2 separate regions of the Homo sapiens genome follow, and region 1 is linked to region 2. A link is an interaction called in ENCODE POLR2A ChIA-PET data of the cell type or tissue named here. Cell type or tissue: K562. All regions are shown on one strand.

What was found. ChIA-PET counts read pairs that join two places held together with the same protein. Peaks named below come from ENCODE experiments on the same cell type or tissue, not always from the same donor. Only the 100,000 strongest peaks of a DNase experiment are listed, where the experiment ranks them.
Region 1: POLR2A ChIA-PET joins it to region 2 with 5 read pairs; 2 of 35 experiments call an interaction of 5 or more read pairs at or near these places.

The regions. Positions count from the first base shown.
Region 1 is chr17:43,136,419-43,141,418 of GRCh38, forward strand. NBR2 (neighbor of BRCA1 lncRNA 2) reads left to right here. Exons shown (of 8, transcript NR_138145.1): 5 at 1,738-1,942; 6 at 2,239-2,504. It also overlaps a transcript of BRCA1 not described here. Among named protein-coding and RNA genes, the nearest start is that of NBR2, 13 kb to the left of the region's middle. In K562, no CTCF peak of the experiment used is centred here; no DNase peak of the experiment used is centred here.
Region 2 is chr17:44,276,899-44,281,898 of GRCh38, forward strand. No RefSeq gene overlaps it. Among named protein-coding and RNA genes, the nearest start is that of SLC4A1, 11 kb to the left of the region's middle. RefSeq lists an enhancer at 3,286-3,956 and a cis regulatory region at 4,696-4,989. In K562, no CTCF peak of the experiment used is centred here; DNase peaks (open chromatin) are centred at 3,003 and 4,853.

The sequences.
Region 1 (5,000 bases), 1.1 Mb before region 2:
GCCAAAATTGACAAATGGAATCTAATTAAACTAAAGAGCTTCTGCACAGCAAAAGAAACTACCATCAGAGTGAACAGGCAACCACAGAATGGGAGAAAATTTTTACAATCTACCCATCTGACAAAGGGCTAATATCCAGAATCTACAAAGAACTTAAACAAATTTACAATAAAAAATCAAACAACCCCATCAAAAAGTGGGCAAAGGATATGAGCAGACACTTCTCAAAAGAAGACATTTATGCAGCCAACAGACACATGGAAAAATGCTCATCATCACTGGCCATCAGAGACATGCAAATCAAAACCACAATGAGATACCATCTCACACCAGTTAGAATGTCAGTCATTAAAAAGGAAACAACAGGTGCTGGAGAGGATGTGGAGAAATAGGAACGCTTTTACGCCATTGGTGGGACTGTAAACTAGTTCAACCATTGTGGAAAACAGTGTGGTGATTCCTCAAGGATCTAGAACTAGAAATACCATTTGACCCAGCGATCCCATTACTGGGCATATATCCAAAGGATTATAAATCATGCTGCTATAAAGACAAATGCACACGTATGTTCATTGCGGCACTATTCACAATAGCAAAGACTTGGAACCAACCCAAATGTCCATCAATGATAGACTGGATTAAGAAAATGTGGCACATATACACCATAATATACTATGCAGTCCTAAAAAATGATGAGTTCATGTCCTTTGTAGGGACATGGATGAAGCTGGAAACCATCATTCTGAGCAAACTATCGCAAGGACAGAAAACCAAACACCACATGTTCTCATAGGTGGGAACTGAACAATGAGGACACTTGGACACAGGGTGGGGAACATCACACACCAGAGCCTATTGTGGGGTGGGGGGAGGGGGGAGGGATAGCATTAGGAGATATCCTTAATGTAAATGACGAGTTAACAGGTGCAGCACACCAACATGACACGTGTATACCTATGTAACAAACCTGCACGTTGTGCACATGTACCCTAGACCTTAAAGTATAATAATAATTAAAAAAAAAAAAAGAATAAAAGAGGTCCCTTTTTCTGGGAGATTGATGTAGGGGAGCGAGCGTGTGAGTTGGAAGGGAGGCATTGAGGATCAGCCATTTAAAGCAGCATACAAGGATGTTCAAGGCTCGAGATCCACAGGTGTATTTTCAGAACCTGAATTTCCTGGCGGGGCACAGTGGCTCATGCCTTTAATCCCAGCACTTTGGGAGGTCAAGGTGAGCGGATCACTTGAGGTCAGTTCAAGACCAGCCTGGCTAACATGGTGAAACTGTTTTTACAAAAAAATATAAAAATTAGCCGGGCATGGTGGTGAGCACCTGTATTCCCAGCTATTCAGGAGGCTGAGGCAGGAGAATCATTTGAACCTGGAAGGCAGAGGTTGCAGTGAACCAAGATCATGCTACTGCACTCCAGCCTGGGTGACAGAGTAAGACCATCTCCAAAACAAAACAAAACAAAAACCCAAAATAGGCCGGGCGCGGTGTCTCGCACCTGTAATCCCAGCCCTTTGGGAGGCTGGGGCGGGTGGATCACCTGAGGTCAGGAGTTTGAGACCAGTCTGACCAGCATGGTGAAACCCTGTCTCTACTAAAAATACAAAAATTAGCCGGGCATGGTGGTGCATGCCTGTAATTCCAGCTACTAGGGAGGCTGAGGCAGAATTGCCTGAACGCAGGAGGCAGAGGATGCAGTGAGCTGAGATTGTGCCATTGCATTCCAGACTGGGCAACAAGAGCGAAACTCCATCTCAAAAGGAAAAAAAAGCAAAAGAGAAAAAACCCAAACAAACAAAACCCCTGAACTTCCCTGCGGGCACATTTTCTCTGGCAGCCTTTTTCAATGAGAGCTATGTTTTCTCCGATACTATATGGCCTGCGGACCGCTCAGCTTTCATTCCAGTGAAAACATTCCAGAACAAACTCCAGGTCGGTCCCAGGTGTTTCTCCAATCAACTCAGGGCATGGTTGTGTGTCACCTGCTGCCCAGCTAGAATGACACCTCTCCAGGCCTCTGACTTAGCTAGGTCTCCACCATGTGACTCCACCGTAGACTCCATGCCTTCTTCTTTTGCAAAGCCTCGGACACCCAAACACCTACCAAAAGTGGGTAGGGTGCCAGGACACCTCCAAGTATAAGTAGGGCTCCCCACCATGCCTGGATGTGGAGTTGTGCTGCAGAGTGGTGGCTGCTCATGACATTCATTTCACCCCTTTCTGTGCAGGTGCTGGAAGCCCAGGAAGCACACATCAAGGCTCCCTTGCCAGCAGGGTGCTGCCAATAAAAGGTAGTCACGTGGAATTTGGAATGTGGAAAGGAGGTAGAAGTCATCCTTTCCTCCCCTGTAGCAGCAGGCGTGCAGGCTCTGGTGGTCAGCTGGACTCCATACTCCCCCACCAGTCACCAGCCTGGGGACCGTGGGGCTGCAAGGACCTCAGCAGCGGTGTCCCAAGTTTCCTGACTTCTTCCATCCTCTGGAAATCAGCTGTGGTAAAGTAGCCTGAAAGCCAGTGGTACAACCCCCTCCCCACAACCTTCACCACCTCTAGCCCCTCCAATGAAAAGCACTAATTGCCTATATACAACCCCTTTTTGTTTGAAATATCTAGAGTAATTTCTGTTTTCCTATCTGGGGTAGTGTAACGTAAGAAGAAATATACATTTGGTCTCTGCCCCCGGTTCCTAACACAAAGCTCCTAAAACCCTTGGAAATTCCTGAAAGATGGGGGTGCTAGGAGCATTGTCTTTTTTTTTTTTTAAATTTATCATTTTTCTTTTCTCCCAGGTGTTTTTTCCTTTTTTTTTTTTTTAACTTTTATTTTAGATTAGGGGATACATGTGAACGTTTGTTATATAGCTAAACTTGTGTCACATGGGTTTGTTGTACAGATTATTTCGTCACCCAGGCACTAGGCCTAATACCCGATAGTTTTTTTCTTTTTTTTTTTTGAGATAGAGTCTCGCTCTGTTGCCCAGGCTAGAGGCACGATCTCGGCTCACTGCAACTTCCGCCTCCCAGGTTTACGCCATTCTTCTGCCTCAGCCTCCTGAGTAGCTGGGACTGCAGGTGCCTGCCACCACGTCCAGCTAATTTTTTATGTTTAGTAGAGATGGGGTTTCACCATCTTGGCCAGGCTGGTCTCGAACTCCTGACCTTGCGATCCACCCACCTCGGCCTCCCAAAGTGCTGGGATTACAGGCGTGAGCCACCGTGCCTGGCCAGTACCCAGTAGTTTTTTTGGCTCCTCTCCCTCCTCCCACCCTTCACCCTCAGGTAGGGCCCAGTGTCTGTTGTTCCCTTCTTTGTGTTTATGAGTTCTCATCATTTAGCTCCCACTTATAAGTGAGAACGTGTGGTGTTTGGTTTTCTGTTCCTTTCTTAGTTTGCTGAGGATAATGGCCTCAAGATCCATCTGTGTTCCTACAAAAGAGATGATCTTGTTCTTTTTTATGATTGCACATCTTTTGTTCTAACGTTTGGTCCTTCACCTTGGTTCCTGACACAAGGATTCCTAAATCCCTTGGAATTTTCTGCATGATAGGAGCGTCCTTTGTTCTCATGAGGTGACTCTTGGTGGGCTCCTTATTTGGGGACTGGTCACCAAAAATACCTAACTATGGTTGGAAGCTTAGTGCTTTCAGCCCCATTCCCCATCCTCTGGGGTGGGGAGCAGAGCTGGAGCTCGATCATGCCTGCGTGACAAAGCCTCCAGAAAAATCCTTGAAAGACAGGACATGGAGAGCTGCTGGGTTGGCGAACACATCCATGTGCCGGGAGGATGGTGCACCCCAACTCCACAAGGACCCTTCCAGACCTCACCCTGTGTATCTCTTCATCTGGCTGTTCATTTGTATCCTTTAAAATATCCTTTGTAATAAATCAGCAATAGTAAGTAAACTATTTTCCTGGGTTTTGTGAGCTGTTCTAGCAAATGGTCAAACCTGAGGAGGGAGTTGTGGGGACCTCCAATTTATAGCCAGTTGGTCAGATGCATAGGTGATGCTTGGCCTTGCACCTGGGGTCTGACGTGAGGGCGGTCCTGTGTGACTGAGCCCTTAACCTGTGGAGTCTGGTGCTCACTCTGCTTAGGGCTTCTCTGCCTTTGTAGTGTCCTGTCTAGAAGGCCTTTCCTTCCTCTTTTCTGCTCAGAAAACTTTTCTTCCACTTCCCTTCTTCTAAGCCATCCCTTATATCTACTCCTTTCCAGCCGACCAAGAGCAGAACCACGGCTGGCTCCACTGCCAGCATGCTGTCCCACACTGTCTCCTCAGGATGTATTCAGATGTCCGGCCCTCTCCCTAGTCTAGGAGCCCTTTGAGGAAAGGGATGCTGTCCTAGTCAACTCTTTCCCAGCGCCAGGCACAACGTCTGGCATGTTCCATCTTTTTCATGGACTCTCCCCAGGCGGCCTGACCTTCCCTCCTCTGAACTGCTGCATTTCCTGTCTGCATCATGTTTGCCCTAATCAGACATCGCCTTATTTCATCATCCTTTAAAAAATGCTTTATTTCTCTGGCAGATTTCATTGGAATCAGAATTTTCTTTCATTTAGTAGCTGTTGGCCTTGTGTCCACCTTTCTGTGGCACTCAGGTCTCACTTAAGAGCTGGCCCTCTGAGCTATGGTTTGCCGTCAGTGAGATGGAGACAGAGGCAGCCCTAGGCAGTCATGTTTTGTTCCACCTGACCCTGGGCACCCCTCCCCCTCCCAGGCTACTGGCAGGGATGGGCACCGGCCTGGGAGAGACAGCTCATCCACAGGCTGGCCCAGCAGAAACTCTGGGCTCAGACAAAACTGCTCAATTGAGGACAAACTGGGCAAAATAGAATCTTACTTTGGGAGTTTTTAGAAATATGGTTGGGGTAGCATTGGGGAATAATAAGAATTGTAGCCAGGCATGGTGGTGCATGCCTGTAGACCCCCAGCTACTCTGGAGGCTGAGGCAGGAGGATCTTTTGAGCCCTAGAGCTTGAGGCTGCAGTGAGC
Region 2 (5,000 bases):
GCAACCTTCATCTCCCAGGTTCAAGTGATTCTCCTGCCTCAGCCTCCTGAGTAGCTGGGACTACAGGCAGCCCCCACCACACCTGGCTAATTTTTGTATTTTTAGTAGAGACGGGGTTTCACCATATTAGCCAGGCTGGTCTCGAACTCCTGATCTTGTGATCCACCTGCCTCGGCCTCCCAAAGTGCTAGGATTACAGGCATGAGCCACCGTGCCCGGCTGACAGTTTCTTATTTAATTATTTGTTTATTATGATCTATTGCTGCCTCTAGAACATAAGCTTCATGGGGGCAGGTCCTTTGCCATCCTTGTCTGTAGTCATGTCGCCAGTGCCTAGGCACAGAGCCTGGCAAAGGCGGGCTCTACATTTTTACTGAATGAATGATTGAACGACTCCCCACAATAATGATTTGAGAATGCATTCTCGTTCCCATCTTAACAAGTGGGGAAAATGAGACTCAGAGAAATTAAATAACTTGCCTAAGGACAGTTGGCAGTAGGGCCAAGATTTGAACCTTGCTCTCTGTGGCTCCAGCACTCTTTCAACTCTTTCCACTTCACATGCTGGCTCCCCTGATGTCTCAGCTGCACCCTGGATCAAGTTAGATGCCAGGAAACATGGCTGGGTGCGGTGGCTCATGCCTGTAATTCCCAGCACTTTGGGAGGCTGAGGCAGCAGGATTCCTTGAGCTCAGGAGTTCGAGACCAACCTGGACAACATAGGGAGACCCCCATCTCTATTAAAAAAAAAAAAAAAAGAAAAGAAAAGAAGGCAGGAGGCAATCACCTGGAATCTCTTAGTGCAATTTCCCCGGGAAATTCCACCCCAAGTTCTCACTAATATCATTCCTATAGCCTCTAATGGGATCAACATAATACCTTCCTGCAAATCAATGGGTGAGGATGTCACACAGAATCCATGAAATCAATCCTGCTGGAAGTAAGTACCGGATACTGTCTGAAACTCCAGATGAACTGATAGGTTTCTTTATTTCAGACAGAGAAGGGCCATCTAAGTCATCAGGTTTCCCTTTTTACCTTGGCTGCTAGGAAACTTCGAGTTTTAAGTAAGCACCCAGAACGCAGAGGCAGCCTCAACCTCAGGTAAAGTGCTGTAATGAACAGAATGTATGTGATTTGGAACCAGGGAGCCTAAACTTGAGTCTCAGCCAATGCTCCTGTGAGCAAGACATTCAAACTTCTCTGGACCTTAGAACCGAGGTGATAAACACGTAACTCCTCCGTCCCAGGGCTGTTAAGAGGGTTAAGTGAGCTAATGTATTGGCAAGCTCTCCAGAAATGATTTGATGCTGCATAATGGTCAGACTGTGTCACATGCAGTCACAGGGTACAGTCAGCTCACAGGGGCTGAGCTGTAGCTTCTCATGTCCCAGGAATTATTAAACAAGAGAATGAAGTGGTCAGGGAAGGCTTCAAGGAAGAGACACCTTGAAGGATGGGTGGAACCCTCTGATGGAGAAAATTTGACAGCGTCATTCCTGTACCCTGTAGTGCTGACCTCCCAGGTCACCTCTAATTCCCATCCTGGCCTGCATCTTCCCATCCTTTTAGGTACCCTCTAACCATTACTAATCCCACTGTCTAGTCTCTGTCCCCAGGGGTGAAAATCAGCCCACGGGTGGATAGAGCTGCCCTCAGATGGCTCACAAGTTTCCAGAGACCCAGGGGTTCAAAATGACCAAGTCAACCAGCAGTTACTATTCCTTTATTCGTTCAACACCTGCTCACACGGTCGGGCATGGTGGCTCATGCCTGTAATCCCAGCCCAGCACTTTGGGAGGCCCCGGCGGGTGGATTGCTTGAGCCCAGGAGTTTAAGACCAGATTGGGCAACATGGTGAAACCCCATTTCTACAAAAAAATATAAAAATTAGCCAGGTGGGGTGGTGCATGCCTGTAGTCCCAGCTACTAAGGAGGCTGAGGCAGGAGGATCGCCTGGGCCCAGGAGGTCTAGGGTGCAGTGAGCCATGATCATGCCACTGCACTCTGGCCTGGGTGACAGAGCAAGACCTTGTCTCAAAACAAAAACAAAAACACCAGCTCACACAAGGGTCATCAAAGAGTGTTTAGATGCTTGAGGGGATGGATACCCCATTCTCCATGATGTGCTTATTTCACATTGCATGCCTGTGTCAAAACACCTCATGTACCCCTTACATGTACCCCATAAATATATACAATTACTATGTACCCACAAAAATTAAAATAAAAAAAAGGAGGCTAGACGCAGTGACTCATGCCTGTAATCCCAGCATTTTTGGAGGCTAAGGCGAGTGGATCACCTGAGGTCAGGAGCTTGAGACCAGCATGGCTAACATCGCAAAATCCTGTCTCTACTAAAATACAAAAATTAGCTAGGCTCGGTGGCAGGCACCTGCAATCCCAGCTACTCGGGAGACTGAGGCAGGAGAATCGCTTAAACCTGGGAGGCAGAGGTTGCGGTGAGCCAAGGTTGCACCATTGCACTGCAGCCTGGGCGATGAGAGTGAAACTCCATCTCAAAAAAATAAAAATAAAATAAAAAATAAATAAGGAGAGTTTAGTCTTGGAAAAAGCCCCAGCCCAGGATGAGAGGCTGAAATCTGGGCTCTCCCCAACTAGCAACATCTGACCCTCAACTTCCTCATCCATACAAAAGACTTAATCACACATCACAAAGACCATCCTCAATAAGGGGTGCTGTCTTTACTGTCAGCCTGTACTCAATCTTCCTAAAACTTGAAGAAAGTAGGGTACAGAGAGGTGAAGTAAATTCCCCGAGGTCACACAGCTCATAAGCAGCAGAGCTGGATTGGGACTGGGGATTCACACACTGAAACTTGGGATGGGGGTAGGGAGGGGAAACTCTCCAGGAAATGGCTCTTCTCAGTCGGTGAGATTTTGAGGTCAAACCAGCTGGAGGGAGCCAGGCTCTGGCGGGGCAGCAGCAGACCGGAAACCACAGCCGACTAAGACTGACCTTGGCCTGTAGGGCTGGCTGGGTAGGGCGGGGACGGCCTTGGTTCCCAGCCCTGATTCACTACGTCATTGAAGTCGGTGGCTGAAGACCTCAGCTCTGTCTACTCAGGCTTAGGTGGCCGGGACGCAGGCCTGGCGTAGGGGGGCGCCTGGAAGGGCCTGCATGCAGGTGCAGAGAACCTGCAGGGCGTGAGACCCGCGTAGGGAGAGTACCTATCCTATGTCTGGGGGGAATCTATGCTGGGGAGCCCTGTGGAGGAGGACCTATGGCCGGCGGCCCCCTCTTCCTTCCCCTGACCCTGCACTCCTGGCTCCCTCCCACTTCTGACCCTTCCAGCTGTTCCATGTGGCCTCAGGATAAAGTTCAAGTTCCTCCTTCTGACCTGGCCCCTGCTGTGAACTTGCTCTCCGTCCCCAGCCTGCCCTACTGGTCCTGTCTCTGCGCACTCCCTTAGCTTCATTCACTTTAAAATTGAGCTCAGGCCTCTCTGCAGTCCAGCTTCCACTCCTTCTTCGACTTGGACCTGGCGTGGACGACTGGCCTTCCTCTCCTCTCTCCTGAAGCCCGTCGGACCTCCGCCATGCATGCCTCCCCTTCTGCTAGGTCCTGAGGACCCACCTGTGACTCAGTCACCCTCTGCTTTCAGGGCAGCAGGCACACAGTGGCTCAGAACAAAGGGTGATGGAGGCTGACTGCCTGTGGTCACTGCTGGGGAAGCTGCCTCTGCACTGCCCCAGCCCCGACCAAGGCGTGACCCTTTGAAATACCCGGAACCACAGAACAACCTCCTCTGCTGTGGGGTAAAGGTAGAGGTCGAGGGTCAGCCCCAGGCAGCATCCCAGGTGCCATCAGAGGGCCCCTGATGCTTGGAGCCAGGGTAGGGAGGCGCTGTGTCTAGAAGGGTGCACTTGGGCTCCCCTGGACAACACTGGCTGTGTGAAAGGAACCCCAGCATTAAGGAGGGGTTCCCCCACCCCTGCTATGCACTTTATTTAAAGCCAACCAAACACTGTTAAAATATGAATCACGGGCCAGTTGCAGTGGCTCACACCTGTAATCCTAGCACTTTGGGAGGCTGAGGTGGGCAGGTCACTTGAAGTCGGGAGTTCGAAACCAGCCTGGCCAACATGGTGAAACCCAGTCTTTACTAAAAATACAAAAAAATTAGCCGGGCGTGGTGGCACACACCTGTAATCCCAGCTACTCTGGAGGCTGAGGCAGGAGAATTGCTTAAACCCAGGAGGCGGAAATTACAGTGAGCTGAGATGGCACCACTGCACTCCAGCCTGGGCGGCAGAGCAAGAGTCCGTCTGAAAATAAATAAATAAATAAATAAATAAATAAATAAAAAGAATCACTGCAGCTGTGAATCCACATTAACCCAAAACAGCAGCAAGTAACTGGACCACCCATACTCCTGGCTAGGCCTGGGCTGGACAATGGAAGGGGGAGCAGGGGGGTGGGTGGAGGTAAAGGGAAAGTCTCTCTTGCATCTGTGCCCAATATGCCTGCGTGTCCTAGGGTATGTCTGTATGACAAGGCAGCGGCTGGTGTACCCAAGGGGGTGAGGATGGCATTGTGGGCGATCAGCTCCCATCTTCCCTCTGGCTTGCCCCTGTCTTTTTTCCCCTACAAATCCCCTGGTTCCTGGTGCCTCTCGATGGCTGACCCAACCTTCCTCAGGGCAGGTAGCTCCTCTTCTCAGTCCTGGCCTCCCATCCAAGCCCATGAGGGCCCCTTCCTTGCTGGAAAAACTCTGTCTGTGTTAGTCCTGGAGGAGGGAACAGATAGTTCCCCCAGAAAAGGGCCAAGCCTCCCTTGGGGAGCAGCTCCAGCCCTTCTTGGTCTGTCCTATCTGCTAAGCCAGATGTTTGGGGCCTCCACCTGACAGCTGATGGCAGGGTCTGTCACAGGGCCAGGGCTATGGGTGTGTCCCCCACTGTGTGTGTTTGGCAGGGCAGGTAGGGGAGCAGTTAAGCCAATGGCTTTGAGAGGGTCTGGTGTCTTACTAGTTGTGCGA